Linked DNA regions of Mus musculus: region 1 is linked to region 2. The links are chromatin loops, found by intact Hi-C in ENCODE. Cell type or tissue: left cerebral cortex. All regions are shown on one strand. Links, peaks and the distances in the headings refer to the core of each region. The heading gives the core; the rest is flanking DNA.

Evidence for each region. Hi-C counts contacts between places; a loop is a spot of excess contacts. Peaks named below come from ENCODE experiments on the same cell type or tissue, not always from the same donor. Only the 100,000 strongest peaks of a DNase experiment are listed, where the experiment ranks them.
Region 1: a loop joins it to region 2, with 2.6 times the contacts of the local background. A loop is called at or near these places in 2 of 42 quality-filtered maps.

The regions. Positions count from the first base shown.
Region 1 is chr2:107,875,934-107,883,610 of GRCm38, forward strand. No RefSeq gene overlaps it. Among named protein-coding and RNA genes, the nearest start is that of Gm23439, 6.9 kb to the right of the region's middle. In left cerebral cortex, for the core only: a CTCF peak has its summit at 3,905 (motif pointing left); a DNase peak (open chromatin) is centred at 3,932.
Region 2 is chr2:106,427,268-106,434,944 of GRCm38, forward strand. Gm46755 (a long non-coding RNA gene) reads right to left here and starts at 1,963. Exons shown (of 3, transcript XR_001783429.2): 1 at 1,818-1,963. It overlaps Gm36036 (a long non-coding RNA gene), which reads left to right. Exons shown (of 4, transcript XR_374852.4): 3 at 1,350-1,408; 4 at 1,683-3,029. In left cerebral cortex, for the core only: a CTCF peak has its summit at 3,954 (motif pointing right); DNase peaks (open chromatin) are centred at 1,842, 3,955, 4,571 and 5,026; H3K4me3 peaks cover 400 bases.

The DNA of each region.
Region 1 (7,677 bases), core at 1,305-6,304, 1.4 Mb after region 2:
ATATGTCTCTTACAATAGACGAATATCAATACATTATCATTAAGTACTATAGTATAAGTCTTATTTTTGTAGTATGCTCACTGTTGGGAAACACACAGTGTAGAATGTTCCTGATCTCCCTATGGCTCTGGATCTTCGTTAAATGGAGGAATAGTGTCTATTTAGTTTCTGAAGGTTTATTTGACTGCCACAGTCCCATCTGGTTCAGAGACCAAGATCATGCATTCATCACTTTGCTTTTTATACCTGGGCCCCCTCTCTTACAAAATCACCTCCGAGTACCAAGTCATGCAGTGTGTGCCACAGAGTAACCTTCAGTAAGGATATGAATAGTACAGATAAGGGTGTTCATGGGGGCCTTTGGAGAGTTGGTAGAGAAAAATTAAGGAGGCTACTTACTACAGGATTTCTCAGTCTTTGATAAGTTATTCTGCTTTAATTTCCTGAAAGGGGAACATAGAATAAAACATTTCTCAACAATGTTTTCAACAGACTTCTGCCTCCTTTCTCTCCTTACAAAACGATCTCACAGCCTGTCAAAAACAATTTAGAGAATGCTGCTTCATAGTGAAATTACCATTTCTCTTGATGGTGCCATATATTTTCATCTCCCTTCAGAAAAGAAATGAATTGAAACTCTGAGTCATGGTGACCGTTACCTATGTGCCATAAAAGACAATTTGACCTTGATTGTCCATGCCCTTTGCTTACCATAACCCTTGCACAGACATCCTGTGGACTCGGATCATTGCTGTATCTCTGAAAATGTGATGAGCTGAACATGGCAAAGAAAGTTCTATTGTCAGGTAGCACAGTAGAGTAGTGGGAGACATTGGGACACAAGCCCACTTTTGCTACGCCTTTGTAAATGAGAGGTCATGGTCAAGTAGGCATAAAGGCATCCTTTGCAGCCCTTCCTCCATTGTAGCTTCCTTCCTAAGTGAATTGCAAATTCATTTATAGAAGCTGGTGGGCACTTTATAAGGTATTTTATTGCTTGCTGATATCAATATCCATTTTCTATGTCTTGCATCTAAAAGCTGGTCTGATAAAGTCCAGCATCAATTATCTTGGAAGTTAAGTCATTTAAGTCATATTTGTACTGAGCAAGGGTTTTTTGAATTTTGTAAAAAGCATTTTTACTTTTTAAGATAAATATTCTTCAGACAATATCTGAAGAGTTCTTAAATGGGAAGCCCAATTTGAAGCAGATAAAAGGCAGACAGGTTATGGATCAGGGATTATACTTTGAAGGTCCCTGTTTAATACTTTCCAAACACATTTACTGTTGATTCATATTATCAGCTATGCTGTCAGTATCAGTTAACTGATAACTGAGTAATATTAAACATCTACGGACTCTCTATTATGTGAATAAGTTCTATCTTTCTAACCATCTATCTACCTTTTCATACCTATAACTTTGAAATTTCCTTATATGGCTAACATAAATTTGAAGAGTAGTTTAAAAATTGTGCCTTAAAGAAATTTCCCTGGATTATCTATTTGGGCCCAGTACAAAACACAGGTTCCTCTTAAGGAAGAAACTGCATGATTTGGGTTTAAAGAATGTGAGTCAGCTGTGAAACTGGAAGTGGTAGATTGATGGATCCTCTGTAGAGTCCCAACCAAAAATATAAATGGCTGCTAAAAACTGAAAATAATGAAACAAATGCATATGACTCCATGAATTTGGAGGTAATCAGCTTTTACAACACCTACAATTGTTTGAAACTGAATCCAGATTTCTGATTTCTAGAACTTGTTAAAATAGTTACAAAAATCTAATACAAGTTTTAAGGCTACTAGTTACTTCAGGAGACAGCCTCTAGGTGCACAAGGCTAAGCATGAAAACCTGTCCCAGAATAACTGTGGCATCTGAAACCTTTGACACTAGCCTTCATGATCTCTTGCCCTATTATCTATGGCATTGCAGAAAATATTACTGAGACCTTAGTCACACACATATTTAAAGAATCAATATAATATAAATTTTATGATACCTGGTTCAACAGTCTAAGGACTCAAATATTGTTTGTTGTCCTTGAGAAGGGATCATTAACAAAATCTCTGTGAGGAGACTTCCTAAGTCACGTGGTTAGACTGTGACCCCAACAATCCATATTCCGTACATTTGCCAGATAAGTATTTAGAATATATCAACATGAGGCCATTCTTTGTTTTAACACTCTACAGGTGGTCCCTACTGCCCTTCAAATTAGTGTAGTGAGTAGCCTGTGCCAGTCCCTATGTGTGGAGATCATGTATTGTTCTTGATTAATGAAATAAAAAAATACCAGATATCATTAGCCATATTTTGTTTTTCGGAGAGCTGTTGTGAACCCTTTCAATGATTAAAGGAAGGCACAATCTTATCTGTGCTTTAATTGATATATAGCTTCTATAATACATAGCTGACATACTCTTGGACCACTTGGCATAGTCTAGTGAGGAAAGACAATAGCATGTAAATACATAAATGAACAAGGTGTGCTGGAGTGGTAAAACTGAAACACAATATCAACATGATAGCAGCCATTGAGCGGCAGACTCTCTGAAGGATTGGGGATTTGATGAACTGATACCGAAAGCGTAAAAAGGGTCAGTTATACTCAGAAATGGAGCATTTTGGACAGAGGTGGAGATTAGTCCAAAGAAGTAATGATTGGCATATTGATGTGAAGAGCAAGAGGTCTTTTGTTCTGCTGAAGTAGAGGAAGAGAAGAAGGTATGATTTATTAGAAAAGCCGGTAACCTCTGGGTCATGAATAGATTGGAATAGCAGTTAATGATTTTGAATTCCTTGAGTCATAATGTGTTTTTTGGCGAGGATTTTATTTATTTTTTGTTTGTTTGTTTGTTTGTTTGTTTTCGAGACAAGGTTTCTCTGGATAGCCATGGCTGTCCTGGAACTCACTCTGTAGACCAGGCTGGCCTCAAACTCAGAAATTCACCTGCCTCTGCCTCCCAAATGCTGGGATTAAAGGCGTGTGCCACCACTGCCCAGTGGGAGGATTTTAAACAAATAAATTATATTGCATGAATCATATCCCAAATTATAAGTCTGGTTAACATATAGGATATTGATAATAGAGGGGCAAATGGAGAAAGAAAGACTATAACTGAAGAAATTTGCCAGGCAAAACCATTAATAGGTTGGACAGTAATGAGAGCAGGAAATATGAAAATAAATGAAATTTTTCTCAATGTATTTTAGAGGTGTAGTCAAAGTTCTTCTAGAGGATGGGTACATCGAGAGGATGTAATAGAAATGGATAGTGTTTCCTGTATATTTGTAGGAATAAGAAAAATATTGTTTATTCTAAAGATGCCAAGACCTTTTGAGTCATAAGGTTTGGGAAAGGAAATTGAGTTCTGTTTTTGTGGGTTTAAGTCTAAGGTGTTTATTAGTTATCCAAGTGGACATAGAGAGATGTAAGTTAAATTTTTGTATCCAGTATTCACAAAATCAATACATTTCATGACTAAATAATAAAAAGTTTACATATTTTGATTAAGTATTTAATGGGAAGAAATGCTAATACAATTTACTTTCACTTTTTATTTTGCTAGGATAGCCATATGCTGATGTGAGATTTAGCTTATTCCATTATTGTGAACTTTACATAGAGTGTTGGTGGGGTTTTGCTTGTTTGTTTGTTTGTTTAGTTGGTTGGTTTGGTTTGTGTGGTGATAATATAGAAATATTCCCCAAAATTATATTCATTGTCTTATTAATTAATTATTTTATTTATTTACTTCCTGAATGTTGTCCCTGATCTTCTCTATCAGAGTTCTTTTCCCCATTCTACCTACCTCCCCTTTGCCACTAAGATATTCATTCTTATAAAAAAGAATTCAGTGAAAACTGCAATAACAGATACCATTTTATTCTACTGCCACCTAGTGGCATTATTCAAACTTAGAAAGAGAAACTAAGTTCACAATGTAGATAAGTGTCTTCAGAATACCAGAGAGCAGTGAGCCCCTATCCCTTCCTCATTTCCCCTGGACAACATGAAATTTGCAGTAAAACAGTGACTCAGGTCGATGGCTACTCTAGAATGGTTTTCTTCTTTAGCAATTTCTACACAGATATCAATTGCGTTTTTTTTTTCAAATTATGCTTTATTTATTCCATTGTGTGTGTGCTTTGTGTGTGTGTGTGTGTGTGTGTGTGTCCGTGTGCACACAACTGAGCCATCATCTAAGGTCCTAAATTTTCTTCTCTTAAAACCAACACTTAGAAATATATGTAGGCTATTTTGTAATACTCCTTTAATGTTTTTCATAACATTTATCAACTCTTGAACCCAAAGGGGGAATGGATTTTGTTAGTATTATGAGAAAATATTGAAAAATGGATAAAATCCAGGCAATATCTTATTGAACATGCCTCTTGGGAGTTGAGGGAGTTGTGCTTGAGAAAATCCTAGAGGGTGTGGAGATTATGAGCTAAGAACACTTTTTTTTTTTTTTTGCAGGCAATGCACCTGTGATTTGATTTATAGCTGCTGTTTAATAATCATGTAATCTTGAATGTGTGCCTACACTGCTGCATGCAGTTTTTGCTATAGAAATCCTACTATATATGGTTATAGTTAGGGATGTTTGCAACTCTTAAAATGTATCAGAGTATGAATAATATCCAAGTCTGACAAAAACAACAGATTTAAGAACCACGTGGCATTGGAAGGATGGCACAATACGTTTACAAATCTATTGAGGAGGGGTGTGCCCTAACATAGAGCAGGCCTCATGGGAAAGCAGGGTAGGGAGTCAGGCGGCAGGCACAGGTAGAAGAAAATATGATCTTGGTTCTTTATTCTGGATTTCATTGGAAATAACAGACAAAGCAAAGAAGCAGATGCAAGATTGTCCAGTTTAAATATTGTCAACAGTCTCTGGAGAATAGAAGCCACCCATAGTTGTTTGGGTCCTGGGTTTTAGGTGCAGGAAAATAGTAGCTAAGTAAAGACACCATAGAGATTGGGTCTGGAAATGAAGGCTTGTGGTGCGGGCATGTGGTCCCAATTAGTAGACAGGTTCAGGGGTCCCAAGCTGAATAGTGAGTTCAAGACCAGATTTTAAAATGTATTGAAAATTTCTTAAAATATTAAAAAGATGCCAAGGATACCACAGCTCTCATAAGGCATAGTTCTGAAAGCCAATGATGTTGAAGTAGAAGAAGAAGGTCATGGCCTTGTTTGACTCTTAGAGAGTCGAAAAACAAGGGCCTTATCTGGTGCACTTAGTTGCTAAAGTCAAGTCAATGGCTTTCTCCTTTTCTGTCTAGGTTTGCTTTTCTGTGAATTACAAAGAAGTCCCTCGAACTTCTGGCTTCAGAGTGACACTTCCCTATGTGAAACTACGGAAATTGAAGGTCTGACTGATTAGCCATCAATAGAGGTTTATGGCACTGATTTTAGCTTTGGTGTTTATATATATTTCTCCTGCTAACTTTAGTTATACTGATGGAAATTTGAAGAGATAAAGTTGCTTTTGGTGAAGACTGTGATTATAATAGCAGAATGGAATGAATATACAGAGAGGATCAAGAAGGTTGAAATATATACAGTGCTTGAGCATGCCATGAAACTGTAATTCAAGCTTGGCTAAGAGGAGGATAAGTAAATGTGGTGAGTGAAGCAGAAGTTGGAGCATCAGTAGTGAGCCAGTAACCAGCTTCAGTTTCTATTTCTTGGTTCCTGCCTTCAGCCTTCACCCTCAATTCCCTTCATGAGAATTAAACTAATCCTCTTTCTTTCCTAGTCACTTTTGATTATGGTATCTATCATAGTGACATAAAGAAAACAAGGTCACCCCCACACTGAATCAGAAACTCAATTTCTCATGGACTTAATAGTCTGAGGCAATGCAAGTGTGCTCTAGTTTGGTCAGAACCCTGAGAGTCTAACTATACCACACCACTCTGTCGGCCACACACCTTATTACAAACCTAATCTGAAATTGCTTTAGCACTCAGGAAACACCAATGAAGAATGTGATTCAAGCCCAAATTCTTACCTAAGGTCCAGAGTCTGGTCATCTGCTGTGTCTGCTGAGCATCTTCTTTGTGGTGTTTCACAGTTTCCACTGATAGAAGGCAAATTGTTGTTCTCTTTCATACTCTTAGTCTCATTGATATATAAAAAAATCTAGAAGTGGATGTGGAAGAAGTTCAAGAACAGCTCTTTGTGGAGTTTGAAAGAAAAACAATAGGACAGACAAGGTGCAATATTGGTAGTTGCCAGGAGAAGGAAGATGGAGAAGAGGCAGAGAAGAGGAGAGAAAAACATATTATTTGAGATAGATTAGAAGTTCAGCAATGGAGGTTATCAACCAATCACAAGTTAGACAATCAGTCACATGGGGACAAACAGTGGAGAGAAGAGCATCAGACCATGCTTGAGAAAGCCCAGAGTGTCAAGAAAATCATGCTTTAGAATTGAGCAATGTTTGAAAGAAAATAAGACAGAAAATGAGGAAAAGGAAAAGGACAAGTTGTATTACAGGAAGAAAGCTCTGTAAGTGTCTGTACCAGAGGAGGGGGTTGGGTAGGATAACATTCTATCTCCTTGAGTGTTTATTTAGTCCTTTCCTTTCCTTAGCCTCTCTTCCGGAAATTCAGATTTGCTTAGACCAAGGCAGTAGACTCTGGGACTCATGATTGGCCCATCTGAATTAATTTTTAAAATTTTATTTTTATGTTTTTTTTTCTTTTTTTAATTAGATATTCCTTATTTACATTTCAAATGCTATCCCCTTTTCTAGTTTCCTCTCCGAAAGTCCCCTATAACCATCCCCCTGTCCTGCTCCCCAACCTACCCACTCCTGATTCCTGGCCCTGGCATACCCCTGTACAGGGGCATATGATCTTCACAAGACCAAGGGCCTCTCCTCCCATTGACGGCTGACTAGGCCATCCTCTGCTACATATGCAGCTAGAGACAGGAGCTCTGAAAGTATTGCTGGGGCTCAAAGGTAACCACGAGGTACATCTAAAATAGCCTCCAAGGCTATTGAAATAGTAGTTTGTACTACTACTGTAGAAGATGTTCTTGTAGAATTTGATTGTAGGAAAAATGAGGTCTCTAGTTTTGCAATTTCCATTAGTGTGTAATCTTCATTTGAAATGTTATTGAAATAATACAAAGAAATGGCAATAATTCCATGCCAATGCGCTTGACAAAGATTACATAGTAAATTCTTTAAAAGGCTCTAACAATTGAAGCTCAGTTTAAAAAAAAAGGTATACTATTATAACTGCTCTATTGAAGAAAATCAATTTTATTGTTAAAGTAGTCATCATGGCCAATTGGTCTTTGTATAAGAAGTACAAGGTTACTGTAGCTATCAAAGTTAATCAATGCAATTTACTATATTAGAAAATATTGGGGGAAAATCTTATTAGACTCAACTGTCATAAAAGTATTCAACAAATCCAATATCTATCTTTTGTGAAATTCTTCTCACAGTAGCATAGAAAATAACTTCTTTGGCTTAATAAAGGCCACTCACAAAAGACTTATGAACCTTATGTTGAGAGACTGAATTTTTTTCCTCTTTTAGATAGGAATAATAGACAGACCTCCTTTGGTGAATTCTACTCAACATTGAATTGTAAAATTTTCCTGCAATATAAAAAATATAAAAAGACTCTTGTTATGCAAAAG
Region 2 (7,677 bases), core at 1,517-6,516:
TGACAAAAAAATGTTAGATAGTCCCCTTAAACTCAGAAAGACAAATTAGCCACATAGAGTGCAGAATCAGTCTCTGTGGCCAATTTCCTCTCCAAGAGACTGTCTGCAGCATACACAATATTCTCAATTCGTCTCTCTCTGTGGGAGAAAGGCTGCTGTAGATCCTTTCTGCTTATGTCTTTGCTCCTGGTCAGAATCGATTCCAGATGTGGGAGGTAAATACTGGAAAGATTGTGGAAAATAAAGTGGAAATGAAAAAAATCCCTGAAGCCATTTGAGTGTCGATGACAGATGAGGTCGGTATTTTCGGTTTAAGCAATGGACATGTGGGGAGCGCAGAGGGCGCTCAGTCCTGTGGGCATTTAACAAACAGGAAAGACCCCACGGAGTATCAAGCCTGAACCCATGCTCTGTGTGCCCAAGATGAGAGGAAACATGGTGTCCTGGCACTAACATTAATTACATACTATATATTCTGTAAATACGCCGACTTTAAGTCTCTCCAAATATACTCATAATTTATACATTCATAGGCATTGTTAAACCTTCTAATTACTTAACTTCCTATGGGTATTTAATTACTTGGAGAGATATGAAAGAAGTGTCCACAATGTATAAGTCAATTGAAGAAGTGACAGCAAAGTGTGTGTGACCAAGACCCAGATTCTGACACTTCCTCACTTATCTTGAGCAAATTATTGACAGCATCCATTTCCTTGGCTACAAATGAGTACTGAGGTTTTAGTATTTATTGTAGGTGGGTTATGCGAACCAAACGGAGCACACATAAAGCACTTAGCCTAACAGCTGACTCAATAAAGTCAACTCCACTACTCTCTTGTCACTTTAGAAATTTAGCAGGAGGTGATGCCTAGTCCACCATAGGGTGACGTTTATAATTTCTAGTTGTAGATATTTTATGGTTTGCAAGACACTTACAGCATTTCCAGTTGCCCACCTTTCCAACTAGCATTGCTATTTCAGTAAGAGTTCTTGGTTTACAAGTATAAGCTCATTACTGTCAACAAAAACATCCAGACCCTCTCATGAAAGGTAAGAGGAAACTCAAAGAATTGAAGGATCAGTGGAAGGCATTGAATGTAAACAGGAAGCCCAAAGAGCAGACAGCAAAAGACTTAGAAACCTTGGACACCCCAGACAGCTAGTCGGGTGAATTAATGGCTCCAGTAATTCCCTTTGGTCCTAGGTCACTCGTCCAACACTCAATGCCTAAGAAATCATTCTTTATTAGCCAGGCTTTCACATGCTCAAAGCCTGGTTGTATTAGGGAACAGGGAATGAAAAAGATCTATAGAAGAATGTCTGAGATTTTCTTCTACCTCAATCAGATTCGAGAGGGAACTGGGACACTATGAAGAAGGAACATGTACACTGTTAGCCAAAACACGTAAGTGCTCCTCGCTATTTCCCTAACCTGTAGTGCTTCCCAGAGCTTTGCTGTTTCACTTTAAGCTGCATGCTCTTAGGTATAATGACTATGCTGCAGATTCCAGCTGATAAGATCTGGAAAAGAGTTTCTCTTGAGTGAACCTGGAGTTAGTGGCGTTGGCAGTGTAAATACCATGCCACCCAGTAGGAAATGCAAAGGGAAAGGGAAAAGGTTGACTGTGTTCTTGCATTTCTTTCTTCTAGAACTCCTTTCTTTATCACGTCTTTCCTAGAACCAGAGTCTCCAGAACGAAGGAGCAGAGAACATTTATCCAACCCAGCTGTTCAGCCGATGAAGACAATGTACCACCCCTCCCCCGAGGTGAAGCGGTGACCACATTTCATCCTCCCCACAGCGGCTGATTTACCTTCTGACAGTGCAGAGGAACATTACGCCACACATCCAGACCGGAAAAGTATGTGACTTATTGTTCATCGAAGTAGATTAGTCCTGCCTTCAGAGCTGAGCAGACAAGCTTAGCTCTTCTTCTCCCAGCGAGGGCGTCTGTCTTTAGATGACTAATGCAGCCTTTCTCTAAAGCAGACACCTATTCACTCAGTCCATGGACAACATGACTTCATAATAGAAGTTTTCTTTAATATTTCTTTCATTTGTATTAACATTTCATGTGTTTTGCAGAGCAAGAGACATTCGAATAAAGTTTATTATAAGCATTATAAAAGTCACGAGAGAAAGTAGGTGCCCGTACTAATTAAAAACTCATTGTATGCCAGGAGTTGTGATACTTTGGGCATTACATTATGCTAACACTCCCAGAGATCCTGTTACTCTTGTTCACAGGTGAGGAGGCTGAGCTTGGAGATGTAGTCACTATGCAAACTCCTACCGAGGGTAGGTGCTAACAGTGGGATTCATATGACTTGAAACCTCACACTCTACCACTTCTCTATACTCCTTAGTAGATTAATGCAATTAACACCTAGATTTCCCTTTCCTTCTCTGTCTCCCTCCCTCTTTCCTTCCCCCCAATTTCCCTTCTCCTAATCCTTCTGACCTGCTCTAATGAATATTGCATCGACCTTCAGTAAACTGTCCAATAATTGGCAGTGCTGCTCTTTTGCCTCCATCCTTTCAGTTGCACGTAACGTTTTTCATACAGATTTGCTCTGCTGAATCTCAGCTGGAATTACATCACAAGTCGCTTAGGTGTAAGTAAGAAGTGTCCCACTAAACTTTCATTATTAACTCCATGTTACTCGAAGCCATGGTGCTCTTGGGTTTTTGTCAAATAGTTTGTAAGTCTTGCTGATACCTGACTAAGGGTGCCAAGAAAGCTACAGGAGAGTTGGTATGTGTCTGAGAGTCTAGTTCATTTAGTGCCTTAAATTAAACTGTAGACTCAGCCCAGTCCCTACCACCTGGCCCTACTGAATCAACCCTGGGGGACCTGCTGAATTGGGATGTGCACTGACTTTCCTGTTTAGTAGACATAGATACTTTCAGATGACCCCAGTTTGGTTTGTTTGTTTGTTTGGTTGGTTGGTTTTTCATGGCTTTGTGGAAAATGATTGGAATCGTTCATGGAAAATGACCACCTCTCTATCTAATTGCAGATGTGACTAAAATATTCTCTTAGAGGAGAGAGAAAGAATGCTTGCTAACTAAGATTCCTAAATCAAATTGTTTTGCCACATTTATTTACAATTCTGTGACAGTTCTGGAAAGTGGGGGCATGCCCACCCCCACCCCCACAGCAGAGTATAACAAAACACTCAGGTTGGTTTTGTTGTTGTTGTTGTTGTTGTTTTGTTTTGTTTTTCGAGACAGGGTTTCTCTGTATAGCCCTGGCTGTCCTGGAACTCACTTTGTAGACCAGGCTGGCCTCGAACTCAGAAATCCGCCTGCCTCTGCCTCCCGAGTGCTGGGATTAAAGGCATGTGCCACCATGCCCGGCAACACTCAGGTTTATTATGCCCGCCACAGAAAACGGAGTCAGAGAAAAGCCAGTGCGAAGCATTCTGAGGTGGTTCCTCTCTCTCTGCTTCCGCAGGGCCTGATCTTTGCAGTGCGGCTCATGAGTGAGCCTCATTCTGTGGGTTCTCTGCTTACGGAGGAGGGTCCAACGACAGTGTGGGAAAGTCAGCCTTTACTACACATTGATGTGCATTTAATTTACCGAAGACTCAAAGGGGTTTGAAGGATATCTTTTTAAACTGTCATCTGCTTTGAATTCTCAAATCTTGGTTTTCTATTTACTTCAAGTCGTGATCACTTTAGAAAAAAACCAAGCTAAAACAGTTTCTCTTTCCAATGACACCCACTGTAACTCACAATTTTCTGATGTCCTTTTAACTCTCCCTTGGCATAATATTTAAAGATAATTACAAATTTCAGTCCCCTGCAAGCTGAACCTATGCCAGACAAATAATGTGCTTTTCAACAAAGCGATTCTACTGGCTAAGCTTTGTCACTTGGACCTTAAGTTACAAGGAAGGAGATGCCAGGATCAGTTGTTTTTTTCCCTGCGCACTCCATATAGCCCACTAGGTGGCGTCTCAGCACACAGAAAGCCAGATCTGTATGCTAGCGGTCAACCCACTACATGATTTTAAAAATGGGTTTTAAATTGCATTGAACTATATAGTTGTAATGGTGTTGAAACTCTCAGCATTTGTGAACTGGAAAATTTGCTGGTGAAGTGGCTGCATTGCTGTATTAGATAAGAGATGCGCTAATAGAATCCCGCTGCTCTTTCTGATAGAGTACGGTTCCTAAATTGTATCCCGAGATAGAAACACTGGTGTAGTGGCACCCCGTCAGGTAGATCCAGTTGCTGGTGTGGCTGATGAGAAGAAATAAACCACTAGAAAATGTGGCACAAAGGGCATCTAAAATCTTAACGGACACTGAGCGTCATTCCGGGCCAGATTCAGAAACACAAGGAGACCTTTGTCTTAGCCTGTTTTTGTGCTGCTAAAACAGAATATCACAGGCTGGGTAATTTATAATGATCAGAAATTTATTAGAATGGAGATTTATTGGCTCACAGGTTTGCAGGCAGGGAAGTCCAATAGAAAGGTGTCAGTATCTGGCAAGGGCCTTTAATCTGTGCCGTTACATAGAAGACGGTGGGTGGGAGGGAGGGAGAGGCAAGAAGCCGCAACTTGACTGCCTTTTGGAAAGTGTGGGAAGTGCTAGGGTCTGGTGCATCTTAGTCCAGAGCACTGTGACAGAATTGTACCGCCAAACTTAAAAAGTTATCCTTTCAGATGACAGTGTCAAGAGTCTCATCCTGGAGGGAGGAGGAGTCTCCCTTCCCAGTGTGCAATTTCAGAGTTTCCCCAGTTACAGACATCCAGACAACCCCCTGTACCACCCCCCCACCCCCCCACCCCCGTCCCGTCCCGTGTCCTCTTCCAGCTCCAGAGTTTCTGGTTTCAGGAAATGCAAATAGTCTGGGAGAAGAGGGAAGTGGTCCCAGAATAAAGCTGGCGCGGTGGGTACATATCTATTAAAGGAAACTGATACAAGCTCTCTTCTCCACCTTAGCTCCCTCTGGCTTTCCTGTGGTTTTAAAACTTGCCTTTTCCATTTGGATTTCTAGGCTCATCTCTGGCCTGTCTAATGCTAGCAAGAATTCTGCTAAGGCAGTTTAGATAGTGTCCATCTGATTACCTGCTGTTTCTGATGAGGAGATGTTGAGTTGGGTTAAGTTTCTTCCTCATCCCTCCTGTTTCCTCTGTTTCATTTTCCATTCAAGAGCCACTCCCTGCTTCTGGTCCCACTTCTGCTTACATTTGGAGTTAAGCTTTCTCTCTTTCCTCCCTGAACAACCACGTCACACAAGTCCTTATAGCCGTTGTGATGGACTTGGTAACATTACTCTTACCATCTGTTAGTGTCACCAACAGTTTTTAACATATTTTTCAACTGTGGCCCTTCCTCTCTGTAGGAATCTATCTGACCAATAGAATTTTTAAAAAGGTCTTTGCTTTCTTTGAGATTTAATAAAAGCCATTTCATCAGCTGCCTGTGTGCTTTGCAAAATATTTACCATTTTCATTTAAAAAAATTTTTTTCAACCTTCCAAACAATTTAACTCTTAAGATCACAGGAATTTATTATGATTCTGATGGCTGACTAAGCTCACTTTCACAAGCTCCAGTGCTTCCTCCATCGTTGCTCGTGTTACATGAGACCGTATCTCCCTGTCCTAACAGCTGTCCTCCTGTGGATCACAAGGTCAGGGATGGCACTGTTGCTGGCTAACTTGTTTACCACTCTATCTTCAAGGTGGTGTACAGCAGAGCCTGCTCCCTGGGGAAAACAGCTTCTGAAGAAGAAAAACTAAATATCTAGTGGGGAGGAACGAATGCACTGATTTCTAAGCTAAAAGATTTGGGGCGGTTATTAGGGCCGTCTGTAACATACAATTCTAAGTTACTCCTCAGGCTGCAGTCTCTTACAATGGTGTTCTCATCCTGTGCTTCAAATCACCACCAAGAGCAAATGTTATGCAAAGTCTATGACCCAGAAGTAAGTCCTGGTGTTACAAGTCAAATCAACATATTCTGTTAAGATAACATTTATTGACCCCCAGCAGATATGAGAATGAACGTCTCCAGAAAATATTCAGTTTTCCCCTCACTAGTGTGTCCCCATATGCACCAGGATTCATCAAAACGTCTTCTCCTTTCACAGGAGATAGCATATTTTATGAAATAAAGATTTTTATAACTATTGTCACAAAGACAACGTTAGGGACAGGACTGGAGCCTCTTACTGTTTCTGGCAAGGAACTCTCGTCAGTGAGAGATTTTGTCACGAGAGGGTCACAGGCTTAGGCTCCCGCATTGTAAAATCTGGATTGGAATTCCAGCCTCACCACTTCCTGGAGACCTTGAGTAATGTACTTGACAGTTTTTGAAGCTGTATTTTAAGAAATGTAAAAGTAGCATCTACCTAGCAGGATTCTTAGGAGGGTTAGATGAGATCACGTGCTTACGTTCTCAGCATCCTGGCTGATCCAGGCGAGAGAGATCAATCGACACTCAGCATTACCATTATCTTTGGTTCTATCTGAGTGTCGTTTCTCAGACATTCTTTTAGTCATTGATAAAATGAGTACCCTGTGAGTTCCCCATATATTTGGGGAACGTTTTGGTAGAGCTTTTGTGTATTTGGGGATGATATCTCTGAACTTCTGTAGTTGAGGAGGAGGAGGAATGAAACATGCACACTCGCCTCACTTTATGAAGAGGTAGAAAGCCATGAGAATCACAAAGAGCAGACACACGGCACTGGAGCTGAGAACAGAGAACCACTGCCACTTCAGAACAGTCATTCAGAAATGGGCAAGCGAGCCGGATGGGCAAGCAAGCAAGCCAGCAACCTCTGCTCTTCTGCTTCATGAAATCAAGACCTTGACAGAGACAGAATTGAAATGGTTAAGTATTTTCAGGTCATATCTGAGGAGTAACTATATCTGACCCTCAACAGACCTTACACCGAATAAGGAAATATCCTAAGTAACAGTTTAAAACCCAAACAAATCACCGTCATCAAATAGGCATCAACAAACCCAAACATGGCTTTCGTACCTGGGTAAGGATGCTTTCAGTTGAAGAATGAAAATGAAAGCAATGTGTACATTCATCACCAGGAGAAAAAGTGCCCTGAGGGAGTGTGCAGGTAAGGTAATGTATTTTGATTATCTGGTTGGTTATTGTCTCTATAATGCTTGGCTTCCAAAGGTTAGGAATGGTGGTCATCCGAGCCCAGACGACACAGAGCCAGCCCTGCTTCTTGTATGATGGTGGTGGCATTATCAAGAAAGAGATCCCCTGTCCTTCCTTTTTCCCTAGCCACCTATGGTGGCCCTGATGGGGTAATGAGAGCAGAAGAGCTGGCTCTGCTACAGCACTCAGGAGAGCAGGTCTTGCACCTTCTCTGGGCAGCACTGTAGAGCCGACCCTAATGGTGGCAGCAAGGATGAGCTGGTCCCGAGGATGTGAGAATGTGAGACTGGGAGCTCTGGCCCTGCAACTTGTCTGCCCTGTGGTGACTAGGCAAGATGCTCCTCCCCCTGACCCCCCCCCTTGCCTCTTGTCACCAATGACAGACAGGAGAGCTGGCCCCCAAGGGCATTAGAGCTGAAGAGCTGGCCCCACCCTTCACCTGAGCAGCACAGTGGAGCTCTACCTGGATGTGGTTTCCCAGGGCGCATGGCAGTATCGATTTTATCATTCACAAAAATTAAGATAATT